Linked DNA regions of Homo sapiens: region 1 is linked to region 2. Evidence: chromatin loops called from intact Hi-C (ENCODE). Cell type or tissue: PC-3. All regions are shown on one strand.

What was found. Peaks named below come from ENCODE experiments on the same cell type or tissue, not always from the same donor. Only the 100,000 strongest peaks of a DNase experiment are listed, where the experiment ranks them.
Region 1: it touches region 2 in a loop (3-fold over the local background); 5 of 110 quality-filtered maps call a loop at or near these places.

Annotation. Positions count from the first base shown.
Region 1 is chr1:221,031,154-221,039,153 of GRCh38, reverse strand. No RefSeq gene overlaps it. Among named protein-coding and RNA genes, the nearest start is that of HLX-AS1, 160 kb to the right of the region's middle. In PC-3, no CTCF peak of the experiment used is centred here; DNase peaks (open chromatin) are centred at 3,083, 3,393 and 6,343; H3K4me3 peaks cover 1,731 bases; H3K27ac peaks cover 4,450 bases.
Region 2 is chr1:221,432,116-221,440,115 of GRCh38, reverse strand. The region is part of intron 3 of LOC105372932 (a long non-coding RNA gene); the gene reads right to left. Among named protein-coding and RNA genes, the nearest start is that of LINC02817, 100 kb to the right of the region's middle. RefSeq lists an enhancer at 1-412. In PC-3, a CTCF peak has its summit at 4,509 (motif pointing right); DNase peaks (open chromatin) are centred at 555, 1,995 and 4,505; H3K4me3 peaks cover 483 bases; H3K27ac peaks cover 3,487 bases.

The sequences.
Region 1 (8,000 bases), 400 kb after region 2:
CCACCTGGGGATGTCATGTTTCATATACTGGTCAGTCTCAGCAGCCCTTTGGTATTTGGAAAAGCAGAGGGAGAAGCAGCAGCCCATGCAATTTCTACCCAATTTGTGTGGGAGAAATGTCCCAGACTTAGTGGAAGAAGGGAGGAGGCTGAGATAAGTGACATTCAAGAATGACTTTCAATCAAAAACAACTTAGTGCTTGATAATACTTCGTGTTTACATCAAGATTTTTAGTTTATTATGTGCAAAATTAAAAACAGTAGTTAGAAACTAGATATTGATGGAGCATACCTCAAAATAAAGAGAGCCGTCTATGACAAACCCACAGCCAACATCATACTGAATGGGCGATAGTGGGGAGCATTTCCCTTGAAAATTGGCACAAGACAAGGATGCCCTCTCTCACCACTCCTGATATTCAAAGTAGTATTGGAAGTCCTGGCCAGGCCAATCAAGAAAGAGAAAGAAATAAAGCCCATCCAAATCGGAAGAGAGGAAATCAAACTATCCCTGTTTGCAGCTGACATGATTCTATATCTAGAAAACCCAAAAGTATCAGCCCAAAAGCTCCTCAAACTGTAACTTCAGCAAAGTTTCAGGATACAAAATCAATGTACAAAAATTACTAGCAATTCTGTACACCACTAACAGCCAAGCCAAGAGCCAAATCAGGAACAAAATCCCACACACAATTGCCACAAAAAAAGAAAAAAAAAATCCAGGAATACAGCTAACAAGAAAGGTGAAAGATCTCTACAGTGAGAACTACAAAACACTGTTCAAAGAAATTAGAGATGACACAAACAAATGATAAAACATTCCATACTCATGGGGAAGAAGAATCAATATCATTTAAATGGCCATACTGCCCAAAGCGATTTATAGATTCAATGCTATTCCTATCAAACTACCAATGACATTTTTCACAGAATTAGAAAAAAACTATTATATTTTAAAATTCATATGGAACCAAAAAAGAGCCCAAATAGCAAAGGCAGTGCTAAGCAAAAAGAACAAAGCAGGAAGCATCATACTACCCAACTTCAAAATATACCACAGGACTACAGTAACCAAAGCAGCATGGTACTGGTACAAAAACAGACACATACAACAACGGAACAAAATAGAGAACCCAGAAATAGAGAACACCTGCAACCATCTGATCTTCAACACAGCTGACAAAAGCAAGCAATGAGGAAAAGACTCATTCAATAAATGGTGCTGGCATAACTGGCTAGCCATATGCAGAAGATTGAAACTGGACCTTTTCCTTATACCATATACAAAAATTAACTCAAGATGGATTAAAGACTTGTAAAACCCAAAACCATAAAAACTCTCGAAGACAACCTACACAACACAATTCTGGGCATAGGAAAGGGCAAAGATTTCATGACAAAGACAACAAAAGCAATTGCAACAAAAACAAAAATTGGAAAATTGAATCTAGTTGAACTAAAGAGCTTCTGCACAGCAAAAGAAACCATTAAAAGAGCAAACTGACAGCTGACAGAATGGGAGAAAAGTTTGGCAAGCCATGCATCTGACAAAGGTCTAATATCCAGCATCTATAAGGCACTTAAACAAATTTACAAGAAAATAAAACAACCGCATTAAAAGTGGGCAAAGGACATGAACAGATAATTCTCAAAAGAAGACCTACATGCAGCCAACAAACATATGAAAAAAAGCTCAACATCACTGATCATTAGAGAAATGCAAATCAAAACCACAATAAGATACTATCTCACATCAGTCAGAATGGCTATTATTAAGAAGTCAAAAAATAACAGATGCTGGCGATGTTGTAGAGAAAAAGAAATGCTTACACACTGTTGGTGGGAGTCTAAATTAATTCAGCCATTGCTGAAGACAGTGTGGCAATTCCTTAAAGACCTAACAACAGAAATAATGTTCAACCCAATATCCCATTACTGGGTATTTACCGAAAGGATATAAATTGGTCTATCATAAAGACATATGCATGTGTATATTCATTGCATCATTATCACAATAGCAAAGACGTGGAATCAACCTAAATGTCCATCAATGGAAGACTGGATAAAAAAATGTGGTACATATACACCATGGAATACTATGCAGTTATAAAAAAGGAGATCATGTTCTTTGCAGGAATGATAGAGCTAGAGACCATTATCCTTGTCATACTACTGCAGGAACAGAAAATCAAATACCACATATCCTTACTTATAAGTGGGAGCTAAATGATAAGAACACATGGACACAAAGAAGGGAACAACAGACACTGAGGCCTACCAGAGGGTGGAGGGTACGGGGAGGGAGAGGAGCAGGAAAAGGTAACTAATGGGTAGTAGGCTTAGCACTTGGGTGATGAAATAATCTGTATATCAAACCCCCATGACACAAGTTTACCTATATAATAAACCTGCACATGTACCCCTAAACCTAAAATAAAAGTTTTTTTAAAATAAAAATAAAAGAGCAGTTGGGAACTTGGTAATAGAATCACAAAGTCTTGGATTTGAATCCCAGTATGGTATACGTACTCCGCAAACTTAAATTTCCTCATCTGTACAATGGATAACAATCACACCTACATCAAAGGGATTGAGGAAAACTAACCCGTGTAAAGCAGTGCCAAGCACATAGTAAGCACTCCATGAATGCTGCTGAGATGTGGTGTTACTACCATATTTCATTAGTAAGGTCATAAGACTTGAAGAAGTTAAATGCACTCACTGAAAGTCATACAGATATAAGTAAAAAATCTGAAACTGGAGCCCCATATTCTAATGTCATGCGTAATACTCTTTTTTGCAATGATTTCCTAGTTCACTGTTTAAAATCAAAACTTTTATAATACCATTAGTGCATTTTAATTGTATTTAATATAACCCAAAATAAAGCAAACATCCCTGGTGCCAAAAACCCAAATGATATGTAACACTGATCTTTCATTTCACTGACAATTTCTGGACAGATTCAAAAGGAAAGATGACAATCATGTAGGTAAAAACACTGGGAAAACCACACAGGATTTTAGTCCTCTGGCCTCCTCCCTCCCCTCAAGTACTGTTTGGGGCCAACGCATGACCAATGTCACTTCCTGTCACTGAGTCATCATCATAGATTAGCATCACTAAACGTAACTGTTCCAGGAGGAGCTCAGGAAAGAAAATTCTCTCAGCTTCACTTTGAAATTGGCTCCATCTCATAATAAATACTTTCCAAACTCATCGAGAGAGGTTATAGAAGAGTTAATGTCCCCAAAGAGCTTCATTTATTTTACAGATTTATGAAATAGATCTTCTTGCCAAGGCCTCGTGTACCTTTCTTTTTTTACTAAAGGTGACACAGAGTTTCTCCGAAAATAAAACTGACTCTTCCAGATGCTTAAATCGAGGGTCATGAGTCATCCTGGCTGCCCAGTGTCACTGAAGACATAGCTCTAGGAACCTATGCAACTTCTTAACATAAAAGCTTTGACAGCATTTTGGCACCCTCCCTTAATATACCTGCCCAAAAAGCTGAGGATTTGGTTTTTACCATTTTCACAATAGCTTCAGGTCAGTTAGGCTTGGGTCCATCATTCCTGACCAATAGTTTTTACAACTAACTTTTGAGTTTGCCAAAGGCTTGTCACTAAACAAACCCTGAGCTCTCATCATGGGCTGAGCACTGGACTAGGCACGCAGAACAGCTGAATCAACATGTTTTTGAAATTCACCATCCAGAAAGGGAGAGAGATGTAATTTTAAGCTGCATTCTATTATTTACCAAAAGTGTGAGCAGAGCACTGAGGGAGTAGAGACAGGAGAAACTACTTTGTCATGGGCATTACCAGAGGCTTTCCTGAGGAGGCAGCCTTTGGGCTGGGTGGTTTAGAAAGACAGCTAGCTAGGCATAGAGGCATAGGACATTCATGACAGATGAAACCACGTGTGCAGGGCATGGAGGAGTGAAAGAGCACAAGGTAGAGGGTCTTTTGAAGGGTGGAGACAGCATTCTAATGCGGAGGGACATGGTGGGAAGGTGATAAGAGATGAAGCACATTTAAAATTTGTTAAAATGTGGTCCTTTTGGTAATAGTAACACCATGACTGATAAGTTGTTTAGCAGCTTATTGATAACTTGTGTCTGTAGCCCTGCCCATCTTCCACAGCTAATCACCACAAGGACACATCCACTGGGTTTCTCCTCCACTGGAATAGTGCTCTCACACACATGCACACACACACACACGCACACACACACATGCACACACACACACATGCACACACACACCATATACCATCTTCAAGCTCACCTCCCCTCAGGGCTGCAGCACCTCTCCACCAAACTGGAATCTGGGACACCAGTGTCTTTCCAACTGCTAACTCCAATGTTAATTTCTCAGTCTTGGTCTCTGCACCATCCACTCTCTTGTCTTCTCTGAAATTTCTTACCATCTTGACTTCTGGGTACTACTGCTGTCTTCTGGCTATGGTCCAGCATCCCTGGCTGCCCCTCTAGACTCTCCTTATTCACTCTAATTGTCTTTCTTTTCACCTTCTGGATCTCCTTTCTAGATGCTCCTGAGTGCCAGCTCTCATCCCCAACCCTCTGAGTGGAGTCATGACCCAAATACACATCTGTAACTGAGCTCCTCCTCCTCCCAAATCTGTCTCCCATCATTTCCTCGTGTGTGCATGTGTGTACAGCATTGCTATTTCTATTCATCCAGTGTTCTCCTTCACCAAAATCCAGTCTGTTTCAGGTGCTGTCAAATTGAACACCCTACTACCAGTAAACCATCTCTTCTTCTCCTTCCCCATCTACCCTGCCCTAGTGCCTCATCAATTTTCCCTCAGATAATTCCAGCAGGCTCTGAGGCTTTCTTTTATCCAGTGCTGGTGGCTTCTTCTATCCAGTATTAATACAGAGACCAAATGAAGTTTTGAAGTGTAAATATGATCGTATCAGTCTTCTACTTGAAATCCCATCTTCAAATGGAACATACAAACCCATATGTGGCAATCCATATTAGTCTAGCCCTCACTTATCTGATAATCAACCTCCCCACTTGCCCTTAATGGGCTAAGCTATTTTAAGCTTTCATGCTCCTGCCCCTCCCCATACCCAAAGCAACTTCCATTCTTGATTCCATCCTTCTCTCCCAGCAAAACAAAATCATCTCAGGCATCCTCTGAGAGTCCTGCCTGACCCCCTCCACCTCCAGCTTACTGTCCTATGTATCCAAGTAACACACTATGTTATCTTCCACCCAGACACTAAGGAATGGGCAATCACTGCCTGATTAGACCATGATGCCCCATCATCAGAGGCTAAGGGTGTCTCTGTATTCCAATCAGGTGAACACTCAAGTCATATTTGAGTAAATAAATAAATGCATATTTCCACAGAAACTTGGCGATCAAGTTCTCTAATGCTAGTGTTCAGCTGCATAGGGCTTAAGTATATTCTCTGGGCTGGCTAGGAAACCTAACTACCATTTATAATTTTGTCTCTATGGGAAAATGCAAGGACAGTTCCAGATGAACCAGTTACAAACAATTTGGAACAAAGCTCATTTGTAAATTGAGGATTTACTATATTTATCTGTTCACATTTCTGCTAGGTTTGAAATTGGTCTATCATCTTTCCCTCTTGGTTAACAAGGTATGAGAGTAGTGAGAACATTAAGATACATCTAACACTAAGTATTCTTTGATCAAACTTGTGGGTGTTTAATAAACACTCATGAGCTGGATATATTGGCATGGACTATAGCCACCCTTCCCAAGTAGTTGCTTAGACATTTCTTTTATATTCTGGTCCTGTATTCATGTGATCCTATTTAGAAAAACCTGACATTTGGAAATCCAAACTTAGAAACGAGATACATTCAGGGGTTGTGACTCAGGTTACAAAATAATTTTTCACTTTTGAAATTTAATAGTGACTCACTCTGTTCATTAAAGAGCAATAAAATATTATCATGTAACTCTGAAAAGAAACAGAGAATTTAAGAGCAGAATTGAGGCTAGATATATTTGCAGTCATGAGCACTTCTTTTGAAAACACCATAATTTACCACCCCCCTGCAAACACACACCCCATTTGGGATTTATTCTTGTGGCATTACAACTCTCCCTCTACCAAGAAGCACAACAAAGACCATCTGAGTAGGAAGCAGATGTGTATCTTCTGGAGCTTAACACCCTTGGCTCAAATCTGACGGTGAAAATTTACAGCCCTTAAAATATATTGTACTGTGGTGGCTGTGACTGGGAGGCCTCCTCCCCATCTGAGGGAGTAGGGTTGCTAAAATGTTAGTGGCCAAAGGGGGCTGGTGCAGGGAGGAAGGAGACTGATTCTTCACTGGGAGGAAATGAGCCAGAGATTATCAGTGGATGATATAATCAAAAATTCATATACCAGTATCCAAGTTTTATTACACTACTGAGGAAAACAGCTCATTTATATTGGATTTCCTGTCCTTTTTTTCTTAATAAGAAGAATCACGTATCTATGAGTCATCACAATTATTATAGTTTTAACAGGACATTTTATTGTGATAATGCATATGACTTTTTTTCAAAAAGAACTATAAGGAGATATAAAATAATTGCATAGCTCCTAATTTATTGACAGAATAGTTCAAAGATGTGTTGGTATATTTTTCTCATTTGTAAAGTTTCTTGAAATAGCTTTGACTATTTCCAGTAGGCACATATCTCTGTTTTATAGTAACATTCAAAAATTAATAAATAGGGAAAAGTCACTATGGGAATACACTGTAATAAAGACAAATAGAATCCATACTTCAAAAGTTGGCAAGAGCTAACAGATATGCTCTCATTTTTTTATTTTTGTAATAAAATGTTCTGTATTCAGAGTTATTTCTTTCCTTGTTATTTTTCTTGTCTTGAGTAGGAACCATAAATGCTTCAACAAACAGAAAGTAGATTGGATGCTCAGTTAGTGTTAACTAAAATTTTTTTATGAAGTGCCTCTTAATGCTAATATGACATAATATTGTTTCAATGGAAAAGTTCAATTTGTTTTCTACAAAGATCATTTATGCAAATATTCTATGAAACATTATAACCATCAATAAGTCCTTACTGAGTGTCCAGTACTTAGGAGTCACACTGAAAACAATAAAAGGGTAGAATGACTCATACAAAGATGGAGTTACTTTTCAAAGGACAGAAGCATACTTATCAGACAAAGTAAAAATTGAGCATTTTCAAAGATGTATCACCAAATCAAAATTAAAACCTGACTTAAACTTTAGGATTGCATGCAAATTGCCCTCAATCGATTGACACCACATTCCTTGCAAACAAATCTACAATTTTTCTCCAGCCTAACATTATTGTAGAGTGCAATAACTAAATCCAGTTTCTGAGAAAGAACAGATCTTGGAAAGTGTCATGAATAGAAGATCTTCTGGACAGCAGGCTTAGAAACACAGACATTAAAAATGCACTCTGGTCTACACCCAAAGAAGGTGTAACATATTTGTTATCAGTACAGCCTCTGCTTGGATTGGTTTTTGCAGAAGTGGGATGGCTTACCGGGGTCAACCACAGTACCCCCATGGTTTGACTTGGGATGATCTCATACACTTTGTCTAGGGAGCTGGCCAGTGCTGACTGTATAGAGTGAGACTGAAGAAACTTACCTGGAGATTGAACCATTGTTCCCCTAAACTCCGTGGCCTAACTTACTGCTCATCAGCCATAGAGAGGACATACAGAGAAAGGAAAACATGACACCAAATGAAATAAAAATAAGTCACTACCCAGGAGAGCTTGGAGAGATAGTCAATCGATGTGACACATGTAAAAAAAAAAAATGTCCTTTCACAAACTCACTGAATATGATGAAATCCAGATCAGGTTATATAAATTTTTCCCTGGTTAAGTCCCAACTCTTACATCAAAAGGTCCAATCATATTTCAAACTGAAATATGTTATCAGCAAACTAGCAGAAAAAAAGATCAACAGAACAGTTTACTCCATTTGTGGTC
Region 2 (8,000 bases):
AGTGCCACCTACAGAGCCTCAGAATGAAGTGGGCACATATTAATTAAAATATGTTTCATCTCCAAATGACTATGACAGAAGCTATACTGATGAATATGACAACTAAATACAAAATAATACCGCAATGACTAGCAATGATTCAAATATTGTGCTCATGATGTTATCTTTCATCCATTTATTTAATAAATGGATTTATATAATGAGTGACGGGACTTCTATGTGTCAGAGTGCTGGTTAGGACAGGCCATGTTTCAATAAATTTACAACCCAGCAGGCACTGTTCCTATCAACTAATGAGATTTTTAAATTTAATATTTTTTGGTCAAAGCAAGGGAGTCTTCAAAATTACCAAAAAATATATTTGGTAAGGAAACAGTAAACAGAACCAATTATTCCTTCTTGGTTGAGTTAAGAAAACACGCTTTGTGCTTACACTTCCCATAGTGATCAGGGATTTCTCACCCCTTGAATTTCTGTAGCATAAATTGTTGACGTCTCTTCACTTCCCTGTCTCATTTCCTTGCCCAGGTGGTGAGCCCTGTGCATGAGCCTCTGCCTGACTCATCTTTGTATCTGCAATGCCTCACACATGCCTCATATCTCCCCGCCAGGCAAGCAGTGTTAGTGAAAACAGGATGTCATCAGTTCAGTAAAGAAGAGATTGACAACAAACTGTGAATAGAAAAGTCAAATAGGAATGCATTGGCCTTTAAAAAAATTATTTTCCAAATTATCCTATAGTAAAGTTGACTTTTTTCTTTGATGTACAGCTCTATGGATTTCCACATATGTATAGATTTGTGTAACCACCACAAAGAGGATACGAAACAGTGCCATAACCCCCCAAAGCTTCCCCATGCTGTCCCTTTATATTCACCCCTCCCTCCACCATAATCCCTGGCAATCACTAATCTCTTCTCCACCATTGTGCTTTTGTCTTTTGAAACTGGCATCTCTTACTCAGCACAGAGTTATCTAAGTTGTTCTTTTTTATGACTGAATAGTGTTCCATCATATGTGGTATCACAGTTTATTTACCCTTTCACTCATTGAGGGACATTCAAGTTATTTTCAGTTTGAAGCTACTGTGTAAAAAAAAAAAAAAAAAAAAAAAAAAAGCTACTCTGAAGTTTTGTTTATCAGTTTCATGTGAACATACATTTTCATTTTCCTGGGGTAAATACTCAGGATCGGCCTTGTGGAGTTATAGCGTAGATGTATGTTTCACTTTATAAGGAAACTGCCAAGCTATTATCCAGAGTTGCTGTAGCATTTTCCAATTCCAGCCATCATGTATGTGAATTCTACTTACTCAGCATCCTTGTCAACACTCTGTGTTGTCAGTATTTATTTTGGACATTCTTTTTTTTTGACGGAGTCTCTCTGTTGCCCAGGCTGGAGTGCAGTGGTGCGATCTTGGCTCACTGCAACCTCTGCCTCCCGCGTTCAAGCAATTCTCCTGCCTTAGCCTCCAGAGTAGCTGGGATTACAGGCGTGCGCCACCACGCCCAGCTATTTTTTTTTCTTTTTCTATTTTTAGTAGAGATAGGGTTTCACCTTCTTGGCCAGGCTGGTTTTGAACTCCTGACATCAGCTGATCCACCTGCCTCGGCCTCCCAAAGTGCTGGGATTACAGGTGTGAGCCACCACGCCTGCCCTTATTTTGGACATTCTGATAGGTGTGTGGTTGTAGCTCACTGTTGTTTAAATTCACATTACCTTAATGGCTTGTGGTATTAAACATCTTTTCTCGTACTTTATACAGCAGTCCCCTCTTATCCAAGGTTTTTCTTTTTGCAGTTTCAGTTACCAGCAGTCAACTGTGTCCTGAAAATATTAAATAGAAAATTCCAGAAACAAACAATTCGTAAGTTTTAAACTGCACACTGTTCTGAGCAGTGTGATGAAATCTTGCGCAGCCCTGCTCCGTGGGACATGAATCCCCTCTGTCCAGTGTATTCATGCTGTATAGGCTACTTGCCTGTTAGTCACTGAGTAGGCATCTCACTTATCAGATTACTGTCACCACATCCATCGCATAGTCATTTTATCATCTCACATCATCACAAGAAGAAGAGTGAGTGCAGTATGAGATGAGGGAGAGACCACATTCACATAACTTTTATTATAGTAAATTATTATAATTGTTTTATTATGAGTAGTTATTTAGGGTTCAGTACGATCCACAGTTTCAAGCATCCACTGGGGGTCTTGAAATGTATCCCCTGTGGTTAAGGAGGCGATGGTGGGGGAGTCTCCTGTGTCTTCTTTGGTGAAGCATCTGTTCAATCTCTTTGTTCATTTTTAATTGGGTTATTTGATTTCTTATTGTTGAGTTTTGAGAGTTTGTTATGTAATCTGGATATAAAGTTCTCTGTTAGATAGGAGATTTGAAAATATTTTCTTTTAGTCTGTGGCTTGTCTTTTTATTCTCTTGGAAGTGATTTAGCAGAGCAAAAGTTTTTGATTTTGATAAAATTTCATTTTTTCTTTTTTGTATCATGCTTTTGCATCATTTAAAATTCCTTTCCTAATCCCAGATAATGAAGATATTTTTCTATGTTTTCTTCTAAAAGTTTTACAGTTTTATGATGAATACATTGCCTTTTGATGAACAAAGAAAATGGGCTACTTGATAATAGATTTCCTTCTTGGTGGTGTAGTTTGCCCTATTGATTTTGGAGAGTTGTAGGAGCCTTCTGGACAGGGCTGCATGCCTGGGAATGTCTCTTGCATCACACACAGGCAGAACCGCAGTCTGCTATCCACCATCAAATATTCAAAAATAGTCTGATAAGCAAGTGTTTTTTCATGTGTGCTAGAATCATATGATGATAATGCCTGATCTGAACCAATGCGAGACTACTTTTGTTTATTTTATCCCTACTGATGTGACCACCACACATTCAGTAATAGAACTCTTCATGTGTTGAATTAGGGGTCCTACTCCAGTCCCTGATCAGAGTATTCCACAATATTCAATGTATAGACTGTGTTACATATCTACCGTCTGAAAATTCTGAATTCTGAATAGTGGATTTGTTCACAAGGGTTTCAGAAAGAGGATTGTGCATCTGACATTTAAATGGTTCTTGTGATATGATAGTTCTCATAGTCGCAACGAGGAAGTCTTCTTCCAGTGTCCCCAAACCTGGCCAGAAGTTCACATTAATTTGACTGAGGATGGAAAGAGGGGTCACTATATTTACTACATTATTCAATCCAAATTAATATGTTTCTCTCATGACAAAGGAGGTTTCTTGATATCTTTTCCCATTCTTCTTTCTGGTGATAAAACTACTGACCAGTCAGCCTCTAAATATTGGAGAAGGCCTTGACTTTCACATGATGATGTATGTATATGAGTACACACATCGGTTAGAAACAGGATGGGAGGCCAGGGTTAGACCCAAGCAAGGACACCCCAGCCCTCTGCTTGCCAGGACTGGGATGCTGTGTGTCCATCTGGGCCAACTGGAAACAAGAAGAAAGACAGGGCTTGTGGCATGATTTGGGGCAGCCTGTGCACAGTGGCTGGCACAGAGCAAAGGCCCAATAGAAGTTAAGCAAAGGGCATTCTGACCACGATGTCTGGTCATTTCAGGTGTGACTGTGCCTATAATTGTACCATAAGGAATTCAGCCCATGCGACTAAGCTATGCCTTTCTCTGTAGTAGCTTAATGGGAAATCAGGGCATCTCCGGCACTGTAGTGTGTCACTTCATCAGACATAGAGCCAACTCACACATTTGTCCTTCTGATGCATGTCTTTCCTCCTCCTTTACCGATGCAAGTAGAGTGAGAACCCATGCTATGATTCCACTCCCTGTCTAAAACCAAGTGTACTCTGAGAAAGTTAGAAACTATTCTGTATCTGCTTCCAGAAGCTTATCTCAAGACTTAAAAATTGAAGAGAATAAAATTAATAGCCAGGAGTAACAAAAAAATAGAGAGATTTTAGCTTGCCATTTCTTTAAGTTATGTATTTTTGTCTTGTGAGGTTCAATTTGGAGAAAAGCACTTAGACACGAGGCAGGGTCGGTTCAGGGGCAGGGCCATATTTAAAAGCTCAAAATGCTTGCTTTTGTGGTGACAAAGGAATCGACACTTCTTTTTTCTTCCCCAAAGGAAACAGAAGCTTATTATCCTGACAGAGGAAATGCAGAAATTTGTAGGTGGAGATTAACCCTTACTCCCAAACACTGAGGCTCCTGTTCAACTTCTTGCTTAAGAGATTTTAGTAACTTTTAAAAATTCTTAGCATGCTACATTGGTTGGCTCTCCAAATAATTCAGAAAACTTGTGACCTGAAGCTTTCATGGAGTTGATGTAACTGTTCTGGAAATCTCTTGACTTGAACTTGAGACTCACTCACACACAGCTGCAGTATGTCCACCATCAACAGCAATCTGTACCCAGAAAGCAGTGGGAAATGGGGAAAAAACAAGAGACAACCTCAAAGAAATCTAGGTCTTTCCTGAGCTGCAGTTCTACATATTGACCACCAGGTGTCTATCTTCACACAAGCAGTCTTGCTTGGATGATGGTGTACTACTTGACTGTGGGATTATTTTAAAAATGAAAGCAATTTTTTAGATATGGGTATATATGTAAGTATAAATGTGCAAATGTAAAGTGAAGTCTCAAAGCCAAACTTAATAATTTACAATTCCTTATCTAAGTAGGATAATCAATTGAACCTTGTGTTGATCTTCTAAAGTTGTTTGGAAAAACTAATTGGGGGAGTAAATGGCCAATAGATTTGGGGAATGGTGAAAAAAAAATTGTCCTCTTCCTAAATTTTATCATGCTTTTTTTTTAAATTTCAAGATTCTTAGCATGCAAACAGGTGTATGTTCCCAGGAACATGGTTTTTGGTAAAAACAGACGAATTGTATTCTGAGCTGGCTTCTGTACTCTGTAGTTCAATTTCATAGTTCAGTTTCTATTGTAGCTTATTTTCCAGTTTCAATTCTAGGCCCTGATACAGGTGAAAAATATCTCTACCAGGAAGTGCAAGAATAAGATTTGACTTTTTTTGTCCCATAATTGGAAGTGACATTATAGTAGAATTAGATAACTCCAGTAAGGTTTAGGATGCACAATTTATGCATTTATGTCAATCTTAGAAAAGAAGTGCTCTTTTGGTCTGTAAAGAAAGGTCACCAGATTAAACAGTTTCAGGGATATCTTTTATATCTCTCTACTTTTGTTTGTTGTTCATTTGTTTTGTTTTGCTTTAAGTTACCCAAAAAATAGTTTCCATAATTTTAGGAACCTTCTGTTTTCATTCTCTTCCTTGCCAAAACATGGAGGTCCCTGAGAGCCCTAGAGGCCCTTTATATCTTTAAATAAATTATATATAGAAGAGACTTAAAAAAATTACCTAGTACAGAAGTACTTTAAGAGAAAGAACTGTACCATCCTATGCAACTATTTTAGTGAGGCCTGAGGAGGAAGAAAACATAAATATATTACATCAAAGCACTGCGTGGAGACTGAAGACTTTCCTTTTGGTTGTTATTTTTAAGTTTTATTTGGTTTCATTTATTGTTTTGATACCTTTGAAACATTAAAATAAGTTTCTCCGGTGACTATATCTATCAAGCTCTTTATTGGGTGGTGCTCTCACCAATGTTGGCTTCTCATTTCTGTTCCCTCAAATATTTATAGACAATGCTTACTAAAGCTCAGTTTGTTCCCAAATTTTGTGTTTTTTGTTTTTTCTTTTCTTTTTTCTTTTTTTTTTTTTTTTTTTTTTGAGACAGAGTCTTGCTCTGTCGCCCAGGCTGGAGTGCAGTGGCGCGATCTTGGCTCACTGCAAGCTCCACCTCCCGGGTTCACGCCATCCTCCTGCCTCAGCCTCCCGAGTAGCTGGGACTACAGGCGTCCGCCACCATGCCCAGCTAATTTTTGTATTTTTAGTAGAGACGGGGTTTCACCATGTTAGCCAGGATAGGATGGTCTCGATCTCTGACCTCGTGATTTGCCCGCCTTGGCCTCCCAAAGTGCTGGGATTACAGGCGTGAGCCACCACGCCTGGCAATTTTGTGTTTTTAACACTATTTTTTACAATACGTTCATTTGTTCATTAATTTGATCAAACTTTTTATTACTCACTGTGAACTTCATGCTGTGAATAGAATAAAAATGATTAGGAACCAGTCTCCTCTCTCAAAAAGCTATTAAGCCAGTGAAAAGAATTTTGTGAGCCATCTCCTAAATACACTTCTGGATCCTATTGAATAACGTGGAAATATGTTACGCTGCAGGCATTTGTGAAATAAAACAAATTTCTGTTTTATGTCATGTAATGTGCTTTCAATATAAAATTGTTATGTTTAGAGAGCATCGTCACTACAATACATGAAATAATAAGTCATGTTTTTGCAATGGAGGTGAAACATAGTGATCTACATGTTTACATAAAATTACCATGCAAATTATATCTCCAATATTATTTATTAAACTAATGGATGTGAGCAGAGAGGTAAGGACTGATATCAATGTATCTATTATATGAAGAGGAAAATAAAAATTCACTTTGCAAAATTATTTTCACTTGGCTTTAGTTGTCTGGATATAATTATTTTACTTTTATTATTATATTTAAGTCATTGCATCTGTTTCCAAAATGTTCTGTAATGGAAGTATTAACAGGAAGCAAGTTCTGCAACTGAAACCGCTTTCTCTCCTACCATAGCATCTATGGTGATGAATGAACATAGGAAAAGAAATAAAAGCAGTAGAAATCTGGAAGGAAAACTTCTAAATGCTTAGGTTAACTGTGGCTAGAATGAAATGGAGAGGAACCACCTCTCTGTTTCCTTTGAAAACTATTCTTAAAAATCCCAGAGTGCATGTTATAACAATTGCCAAAAGGCTAAATGAATGGGTTTTTCATTAGGCAAGATAAAATGGTGGAGAAAAATTTGTTTTTTTTTTTAAGGATGTCAATACTGGTCTAGTTACTATGCTTTGAAAAGAAATCCAACAGGTTCATATTGCTTCATAAAACTGTGAAAATAACAAGCCTGCTTAAGTGGAAAGGGCCCCTTTAAAGTCTGAAAGATAACTTCAAGGTCAAGGAAGTTCTTTGTATTCTTTCATTTATTTGCTGAGCTCTGACTAGTTTGCTGACTATAAACCTTTACATTCATCTTGCTATTTTCCACTTAAGGTGGTCATTTGTTTATTAATTCACTAAATATTTATTGAATGTCAGCCAGCATTCAATAATGGGCATGTAAATTAACAGATATGGGTCTTACCATCAAGGGGCTCCTTATCTAATGTGATAGCAAATGGGTCCCTCAACTCATTAAAAATATCGAATTATTGAATTATAATAATGTGAACACAATTTCAGCAGTTCAGAGGGTTGATCCTGACAATCACCCATAAGTGGATATTTAAGCTTGTCCATAGTGTTTAACTAGTTTTTTGATAGCCATGAGGTGGTAGAAGGCATTTTAGGAAAAAATAAAGAATACCATGAAAAATCATACAGCATGTAATTATATGCTTGCAGACAAAGCGTAGAATAATGTAGCTGGAGCATATGTGCATGGAACAAAAGTAGCAAGAGATGAGGACAGAAATAGTAAATTAAAACTAGGTTACGATAATTCTTGATAGCATTACAAGGAGCAAAGAACTCATTATGTAATAACTACATTTACAGAATACAGTTAAAAAGAAAAAAATCCTACATCACAACTTTATCACTGAGGACTCTTCAAATTCTAAGTAACTGAGCACCTAGGCCAAATAGCTTAAACAAAAAGAGAACTAATTGGTTTGCATAAATGCATGTGTAGACTTCAGGCATAGCTTAATTCAATGACCAAATGACATCACCAGGACCAATCTCTCTGTCCTGGGTTTGCTCCATACTAGGGATCTTGGTATTAATGCCTTACCTCACTTTGTTGCCATGACCTTAAAAGCACACTTTGAGACTGACATTATCCAGATGGTAGAGTATGAAGCCCCAGACA